3 separate regions of the Homo sapiens genome follow, and regions 1 and 3 are each linked to region 2. A link is a contact called in ENCODE Hi-C or POLR2A ChIA-PET data. All regions are on one chromosome and are shown on one strand. The core of a region is the stretch at or near the end of the contact, and the rest is flanking DNA. Distances in the headings are between cores, read along the strand shown.

Region 1 (2,981 bases), core at 49-2,548, 720 kb before region 2:
GCCCAGTCTGACTTGACAGTGCCTGCTGCCAGGACCAAGTAGGGGAAAGGTGACTTGCTTCTGAAAACCACCAATCCCCACACAAAACAAAGCTGATGATGGTGATGACTGCCATTTATTGAGGGGCTGTTACTACACGAGTTCTCATTTCCATCCCAATCTGATAGGGAGGAAAACGGAGGTACAGAAAGCTGACTAATCCAAGGTCACACAGCAACAAGCTAGGCTGTCATGCAAACCAGGGTCCTCTCAGTTCAGCTTTTCCCAGGTTGCAGCCGACAGGCTCTCAGCACCAGCATCCTCTAGAGAGCTGGTTTAAAAACCTAGGGGCATGTGATTCCTGCCCCAAGACCTGCCAAATGAGAGTGTCTAGGGATGGAGCTTTATAAAGACAAGAAACCCAAATTTTATATATGAGAAAACTGAGGCACAGAAAGGTGGCGTGACCTGCCAAGGTCATGCCGTAAGCATCCTCAGGAGTCCTGCTGGGACTCCAGAGCCAGCAAGGACAAACTTCCTGGGGGAGGTGGCATTTGACAGTGTGGGCCTCTAGGGGAAGAGAGGGCACTATAGGGGAAGAGGACAGCATTAATAAAGGCTGAAGCGGGAAAGGACAGGCAACAACTTCTCAAAGTGGCTAGGGGAAGGAAGAAATACATACAGAACCACGATGACAGCCTTCCCGCAAGAGCCCATCTGAGCTTCTGGGAAGAAAGCCTGTGTGGCATTTACAATCTGCAGGTCTCCAGCAGTGGCCCTCTGGGTGTGTCTGGTTGCTGCTCAGGATGAGAAAGCCACGGGAGGTGGTGACTCAGTCCCCACCCAGCCTCCAGATAGCCTCCTTTTAAATTCAAGATGAGCTCAGAGACTGGGGAAATGTCAAGAAAACCCTCCTCCCAGAACAGATGGGAACAGACCCAGGGAAGGCGGCCTGAGGGGTAGGCTATCAGGCAGAAGCCATAAACCTGGAGAAACGCTGCGGGCTGTGGAGAAGAGGCCTGGGCTACAAGTTTGCCTGTCACTGCTGTGGCTGTGGGCCCCTGAGCAGGTCCTTGTCTCTCTCTGGGCCCCCTATTTTTCATTCACCTGTGAAACAGGGAGAACTCCACTGGCTTCCGACTTCCAGGCCTGTTGGTGGAGAACAATGGTCGGGAAAGAGCCTGGCTGATTACACAATGCCTCACACAGCCTGGGAGAGATGAGAAGATCACTCCTATTACTATTAGAATAGCCACAGGTGCTTTCCTAGTTATCTAAACCCCAACCACAGGGCATGCGGGGGTGGGGGGGATGGGGGGGGAACTGGGCTGTCTAGTTCCTACAAAGAGAAAAGTCACCCAGATGTTTTTGGGAAGGGAAAGTTCACATTTATTAAGTGCCTACTGTGCACCAGATTTAAAAAAAAATACATAATCTCATTTAATCCTCATCATAATCCTGTAGTACAGATCTTGAGTCCAGATAAGAAAACTGAAGCTCAAAGAAATAATTTGCCCAAGATTACAAACGCAGTGAATGATGGAGACTGATTAAAACCAGGCGTTTGTGGTTCTGAAACCCAGAGTTTCTACTCTCTGGAACAGTTTCTTCTTTTTTTTTTTTTGAGACAGAGTTTTGCTTTTGTCACCCATGCTGGAGTGCAATGGTGCAATCTCAGCTCACTGCAACCTCCGCTTCCCAGGTTCAAATGATTCTCCTGCGTCAGCCTCCCAAGTAGCTGGGATTACAGGCGTGTGCCACCACACCCAGCTAATTTTTGTATTTTCAGTAGAGACGGGGTTTCACCATGTTGGCCAGGCTGATGTCGAACCCCTGACCTCCAGTGATCTGCCCGCCTCGGCCTCCCAAAGTGTTGGGATTACAGGCGTGAGCCAGCGCGCCCGGTCGACAGGGTCTCATTTTGTTACCCAGGCTGGAGTGCAGTGGCATGATCTCAGCTCACTGCAGTCTCGACCTCCTGACCTTCTGGATTCAAGCTGTCCTCCTGCCTCAGCCTCCTCCAAGTAGCTGGGAATACAAGCGCATGCCACCACACCCAGCTAATTTTTGTATTTTTTGGAGCAACAGGGTTTTGTCTTGTTGCCCAAGCTGGTCTTGAACTCCTGAGCTCAAGCGACCTGCCTGCCTTGGCCTCCCAAAGTGCTAGGATTACAGGAGTGAGCCGCTGCTCACACAATTCTTGAGGGATTCCATGATTTCAGAATCAGTCTTAGGATAAGGAATGTTATTCCCATTTTATGGATTAGGAAGCTGAAGCCCAAAGGAAAGTGACATCCCTAAAAGTGGGTGAGATGTGGGAACTGGGATCCTGCACCCCTCACTTCCAGGCCAGGCACCAAGCCCTTCTTCTTTTCCACTGCAAGTAGCTGAAGTAAAGCACCAAGCACAGCGTACACAGTAAAAAGGTCAAAGGATGTTAGAGATTGTCATTATACACCAGGGGCAGGTGATAACAGCATGACAGTGACTTCTTCAAAGGCAGTGCCATGGAACAGGACCCAGAAGTCCTGGCTCAAACCTCTGTGGGTCCCTGGCCCTTCTGGGCCTCATCTCTTCATCTGTAAGACAAGGCGCTTGAACAGCTGATCTCATTCCCTGCACCAAAGTTCTAGGACATCCTAAGCTCCTTGACAGCAAACCCCAGCTCTCTGCAGAACCTCTCTCGGCTGAGGTCTTTGTTCCCCTACTCTACAGGGGAAGCAGGAAAAGCAGCCAAGGCTCACAACTACAAAGTGACTTTATTCCAAGTGCCACTGTCCAAGCAGGGCCCACCCTTAAACAACAATGGGATGGAACATGGAAAATCCAACTGTCCCCCTGCACAGACATCCCGATGGGCACGCCCATCTATCTTTACAAACGGACTAACAAAGAACAAGCAGGATTGGGGCCTGAATTAAGAAACAGCCGTCTCCCTGCTCTATTGGAAGGGCAGGTGCATTCTCGAATAACCAGGTAGTGGGGAGGAGGTTAAAGAGCCC
Region 2 (2,752 bases), core at 152-2,651:
GAGGCAAAACCACTTAACATCTATATTTGCTCTAAATAATTTTGTTTAGCAGAAACAGAAGTTAGCTGTTTTGAAGATCAAATATTTACCAGGCGTTTTACAGACATTATATCATTTAATCTTCACTATAGCCCTTCTGAGCCTTCATTCATTAATTTACTGAGGGTCCACTTGGGCAGACATGCCCTGCTAACCTCTAAAAATTCAGTACTGAGCATTACCTGCCTTCCTCAGTCTCAAGTAGCTTAGACTAGCTACTAAGTACGTCCTCTTTTAAATCAGGAAATGAAAGATCCCCTCTGAGAGGTTAATTTGCTTGTCCAAGGTCACACAGTGTTGCAGCAGCTAGTTACACTAATCAAGGCGTCTCATTTCCAATCTTTTCTGCCCTCAATCATTAGACTGTTAAGATTAGAGGGTAAGATTTTTGCTTTGAAGACTTCTTTCCAGTTTTTTTTCCCAGCATCTAGGAGGAAACCTCACACAGTACTGACCAAAGAACAAATGGCTAATTCATACTCTAATTACCTGGCATCTAGAAGACTTCAGGGGAGAGGAGCCAGGTCCCAGGGGGAAGGGGGCCTTTTTTTTTTTGTTGGGGGGGTGTCTTATTTTTTCACCAAATCGTCCAGTAATATTCAGGAAGGGGAACATTTTTGAAGGAACGGTAGCAACCCTGACACAAGAGCTGATTAAATTCGGGGCACAAAACTGATCCCATGCCAAGGGAAGCAAGAGTTTATTTTTTCCACCTTTTTTTTGCTTTTCTCCACTATTTCCAAGGTTGTTTCAAAGCTCGACAGTGGAGGCCGCGCCATTGGCTCCAAATGACAGGGAAATCTATTTTTATTATCTCCCCCTCTCCCCCTACCCCTAAAGATCTCTTCTTCTGGCCTTCTGATACACTTTTCCACTTCCTCTCCACCCTCAGCGGATAATCTGAATATGGCCGTTTTATCCTATCGCCATAAGGACTAGGTTGCCTTATGGCGACCTTGACAGCCATCTGTGTGGGAGGCCGGAGCGGGGGCGATCGGCTGTGCCGGAGGAATCTTCAGATGGCCGTGAGGAGGCGCCACGAGGGGGAGGTGACCGCTGAGCTCCACTCAGCGAAGAGCTCTCTGAAAGATTGACAGGCAGCCTACCAACTGTCTTTGCCCTAGAGACCCGCTCTGTCTCGCGAGATTTGGGTGCTTACGCGGAGGGGGAGTGAAAGGCGCCTCACTGAATGGGGGATGGGAATATCTGTGGCGCAATCATTGCGCGAGATTGGGCTACGGTCGCCGGAGCCATACTTAGGTCTCGCGATACTTCGGCCGCTCAAATTTGGAGCTTGGGGCAGCTTCTCGCGAGAGCCCGTGCTGAGGGCTCTGTGAGGCCCCGTGTGTTTGTGTGTGTGTATGTGTGCTGGTGAATGTGAGTACAGGGAAGCAGCGGCCGCCATTTCAGGGAGCTTGTCGACGCTGTCGCAGGGGTGGATCCTGAGCTGCCGAAGCCGCCGTCCTGCTCTCCCGCGTGGGCTTCTCTAATTCCATTGTTTTTTTTAGATTCTCTCGGGCCTAGCCGTCCTTGGAACCCGATATTCGGGCTGGGCGGTTCCGCGGCCTGGGCCTAGGGGCTTAACAGTAGCAACAGAAGCGGCGGCGGCGGCAGCAGCAGCAGCAGCAGCAGCAATCTCTTCCCGAACACGAGCACCACAGGCGCCCGAAGGCCGGAACAGGTACGGGGCGTTGCGGACCCGCGTATTATCTCAGCTTTCTCGAGGTTTGGCTCCATTTTGGGCTGAGGGGCGCTTTTGGAGGTCTTTAGCGACCGGGGTGGGGGGTGGTTTTCGAGAAATCGGCCCTGTTTCAGTGACCGCGCCCTTATTTTCCAGTCGGGTATAGTCTGGATTCTTGGGGCGGTAGGGACCCCCGAGAGGCCGCGGTAGAATGGTGACCTGTCTCCTTCGAGGCCTGGGCCGGCCGCGACCTCCCAACATGGCGCCAGTTGAACGCTGCCTTGGCTCATAACCCCTCCCAATGGAGGGAGTTTCTCTTTGCCCCTAAAATGGCAGCGCGGGTTTTTGCCCGGAAAGAGGCGCTCTCGTTCGGGTCTCCCAGTTTCTGTTTTTGGAGTTGACAGCAGAGTTTTAAATATTGGATATTGAAGTCTTCATTTTCGTGTGTTTCGTGTAAGAGGCGTTTTGGATTTACTTACGTAAGCCAAACCTGGTTAAAGTGCATGTCACTTTAGTCATTAATTGTAGGGCTTTTGGAGGTTTTTCTTAAGTTTTCGAGTGTGTCGGCTGAGAAGAAAAATTCAGTCGATTTGAAAAACGTTTACCAGGCCGGGCGCGGTGGCTCACGCCTGTAATCCCAGCAGTTTGGGAGGCAGAGGCAGGCGGATCACTTGAGGTTAGGAGTTCGAGACCAACCTCATCAACATGGTGAAACCCCGTCTCTACCAAAAATACAAAAATTAGCCGGGCGTGGTGGCAGGCGCCTGTGATCCCAGCTATTCGGGAGGTGAGGTGGTAGGATCGCTGGAACCTGGGAGGCGGAGCTTGCAGTGAGCCGAGATCGCGCTACTGCACTTCAGCCTGGGCAACTAGAGCGAAACTCCGTCTCAAAAAAAAAAAAAAAAAAAAAGAAAAATGTTTACTCACGGAATCGTCTTGTTCTTTTCCTAGGCGTTTAGAGAAAATGTTAGACGATATAGGCAACAAGAGTGAAACTTGTTTCACATTGTAAGAGAAATGTTTACTCAAGAA
Region 3 (2,773 bases), core at 164-2,663, 860 kb before region 2:
ATATATAATATGGCCTGTAATGAAATGACTGTGATAATAATTGTGCTACTGGCCGCACATACGGATTAGAACCATAAATGCTGGAGGCAGGTGCCACTATATTTAAGTTTAATGGAAGAACACAGACGACTCAGGTTTCTGATCTGCCCTAGATTCCAGAAACCAGTCCTTATACAAGAAAAGAAAGAAATGACACAGCAGATTAGAGACTGCAGGTTTTGCAAGAGCTGGGCAGGGCTGGGGGCAGAACAAGGGCACCTTCAGGAAGTGCCTCCCATCCCCCTTTACAGGAACTTCAGGAAGGAAAATCCACTTCGGCAGCCCAGAAAACCAAGAAATGACTGCAAATATAATACGCTTTTCAAGCTACCTGGAATCAAGCTGTTTGTGATGGCCCCTTCCAGATCATGGAGCAGAGTTACGAAGCATCCTCCGAATGGGACGAGTAAGAACGTTCTGAAGTCCCAACCAATTCTCGCACATATCTGGTGGCGTTTCTCCACCCCCACACCTCACACTCACCCAGCGGGTGGTCTCAGTCTCCCCTCTTGACTCATGCTTATCAAAGTATTCGGTCCTTTACATTCAACAAGCAACAGCAGCTCAAGATTAGCGAGCCTCACTATGTGCAAAAGGCTTTAATGTACCACAGTACCCCACTTCAGAGTTATTCTGAGTTAAACGAGATTCCGCTTGCAGAGCACCTGGCACGTAGAAAGCATTCTCAGCAGAAGTCTGTTACTGTTAATGTTTGTGCTACTTAATTCGAAAGAAACAAGTAACCTACTCAAAACCCTACTGCACATAAAAGGCGGAGGCCGAATCGAATTCAGCTCCCTTTCCCAGTTCAGGCACAAACCCTGCCCGCGAATGACAACGCCTCTCCCCGCTCCTCGCCAATTCCGCATAACTAGGGGGCTTCATCCTTAGGCCACCCTTCGGGGAGCTCCAAGCCCAGCTGTCCGCCCAGTGCCCGCCAAGTTTGCTCTGACACCCTTGGGCCACCCGCCCCACTGCCCTACTCGATTGTGCCGGAACGAGGACGAGGGCAGGCCCGCGCCAGTCTTCCGTTCCCCGAGTCCCAGCCGACTCCTCGCACCCGCGCCCTGTTCAGACTCCACCGTACCTTATCCTCCCAGGCCGCGTCGCTCCGCAGCACCTTACTCCAGACGGAGACTTTGAGGGCCCCGTTGGCCAGCTGCGGCTGAGGCGGCTCCTCCTTCCGCCGCCCGCCGCTCATCCTCCCGTCGCGCCGCCCGGGCCGGGCCTGGGGCGCGCGGGCTGAGCCAAAGGGAGTCGGGGTCTAGGGTCGCAGGTCACGGCGCGGGGCGGCTGCAGGCTCAGCGGCCCGGTCCTGCGGCGCGCTGCGGTTCCTCACAACCTGGCCAAGCTACCCGGTTCCGCCGGCTCTACAGAGCAGGCGCCGCGAAGGGAGGGGCGGTGCAGTGTCGCGCGCCCTCCCGCCGACGTGCTCACGCAGCCAATCGGCGACCGCGAAGCCATCCGAGTGAAACAGCGACCGGCGCCTTGGCGCAAGCGCGCTACTCGTGGCGGAAATGACGTCAGCATCCGCCGGGCTCGCGGTAAGGTGTGAGGGGAGGGACAATCTTGGTAGAACGGTGACATGGGCGCCAGGAGGCGCTGTGGAGACCGAGGAGGTAGGGGAAAACCGAGGCTGGACGTCAGCGTCGCCCAGTCGGCCACAGCTGCCCCTCGAGCAGCGAGTGGGGCAGGAGCGGCTCTACCTTTCCTTGCGACCTACTCGCCTGCTGAGCCCAGACCTTGCTCCAGGGTAGCTCCAAGCTGCCCCACAGGATTTAGCCCGCTTATTTTCTCCCCTAACCCTGCAAGTTCTGTAGGGCCTTGTTGAAGATGTTAACTCTTCTGTAATAACTAACCATTTCATCTTGCCCAGCACCCTCTTTTGGCACACGAGAGCCCTGAGACCCCAAAAGAGGAAATGAGATTCTGAGGCCGTATAGCAAGGTGGACCCAACCGGGGACTCCTGGGCGGCAAATACAAGGATTGGGTTAGGTATCAGGATATCTGAGTGTTCACATACAGCGTCCTCACCATGTGCTGCGTCAGTGGTTCACAAAGTGAGCTTCCGGATCAGCAGCGGCCGTATCGCCTGGGAACTGGGTAGAGGCGCAGGTTCTCGGCCCCCATTCCACGCCTACTGACTCAGAACCCCTGGGGATGGGGCTCCTTCCGGTGGCCCTCCAGGTGGTGCCAGGCTCACTGTGCTGGTAAGTCCAGAGACCAAGGCACATCCCTTCTGGACAGTGGATTTTTTTTTTTTTTTTTTTTTGAGACGGCACGGTCTCTGCTCACTGCAACCTCCACCTCCCGGGTTCAAGCGATTCTCGTGCCTCAGCCTCCCACGTAGCTGGGATCACAGGCGCCCACTACCACGCTCCACTAGTTTTTTTTGTATTTTAGTAGAGACGGGGGTTTCACTATGTTGCCCAGGCTGGTCTCGAACTCCTGAGCTCAGGCAATCCGCCCATCTTGGCCTCCCAAAGTGCTAGGATTACAGGCGTGAGCCACCTCACCCGGCCTCTGGACAGTGGATTTATAAAGACAAGTAATGTATCTGGTACCTGGGTGTGTCTGACTCCAGAATCTGTGCTCTTAACCGTTAAACTTTAAAGCTGAGAGTATCTTTTTTTTTTTTAAACAGGTCAGAGTATCTTTTGCATACCTATCAACATTCACCTGTAATTCTTCACTTTTCAGGAGTAATAGAACCTCCCTAGGGAGGCCAGGCGC

The links. A loop is a pair of places that touch in the nucleus more often than their neighbours do. ChIA-PET counts read pairs that join two places held with the same protein, here RNA polymerase II (POLR2A). Pooled maps may share reads with other maps.
Region 1: a loop to region 2 is called in a map with no recorded cell type, with 10 times the contacts of the local background. The contact joins the enhancer-like site here to the promoter of RBM39 in region 2. A Hi-C loop is called at or near these places in 3 of 37 single-sample maps with no recorded cell type and 12 of 50 pooled maps. POLR2A ChIA-PET finds 5 or more read pairs at or near these places in 3 of 52 experiments (B cell, CD4-positive, alpha-beta T cell and Caco-2).
Region 3: a loop to region 2 is called in a pooled map, with 11 times the contacts of the local background. The contact joins the promoter of RAB5IF here to the promoter of RBM39 in region 2. A Hi-C loop is called at or near these places in 2 of 37 single-sample maps with no recorded cell type and 10 of 50 pooled maps. POLR2A ChIA-PET finds 5 or more read pairs at or near these places in 5 of 52 experiments (GM12878, HepG2, MCF 10A and 2 more).

The regions. Positions count from the first base shown.
Region 1 is chr20:36,463,473-36,466,453 of GRCh38, reverse strand. All of the region lies in intron 7 of DLGAP4 (DLG associated protein 4), which reads right to left. Among named protein-coding and RNA genes, the nearest start is that of MYL9, 77 kb to the left of the region's middle. RefSeq lists a silencer at 654-948 and enhancers at 839-1,018, 594-1,519, 1,520-2,446. Within about 2 kb of position 1,298, at least 25 of the 41 ENCODE cell types and tissues checked have a DNase peak (open chromatin) inside an H3K27ac peak, as active enhancers do; they include CD4-positive, alpha-beta T cell, where a contact is called at or near this core.
Region 2 is chr20:35,740,909-35,743,660 of GRCh38, reverse strand. RBM39 (RNA binding motif protein 39) reads left to right here and starts at 1,401. Exons shown (of 17, transcript NM_184234.3): 1 at 1,401-1,720. RefSeq lists enhancers at 962-1,061, 1,232-1,451, 813-1,498, 1,512-1,661 and a silencer at 1,922-2,021.
Region 3 is chr20:36,604,419-36,607,191 of GRCh38, reverse strand. It overlaps RAB5IF (RAB5 interacting factor), which reads right to left and starts at 1,413. Exons shown (of 4, transcript NM_018840.5): 1 at 1,127-1,413. The coding sequence starts at 1,240. All of the region lies in intron 2 of TGIF2-RAB5IF (TGIF2-RAB5IF readthrough), which reads right to left. RefSeq lists enhancers at 1-268, 1,620-1,759, 2,490-2,539 and silencers at 1,110-1,419, 2,099-2,498.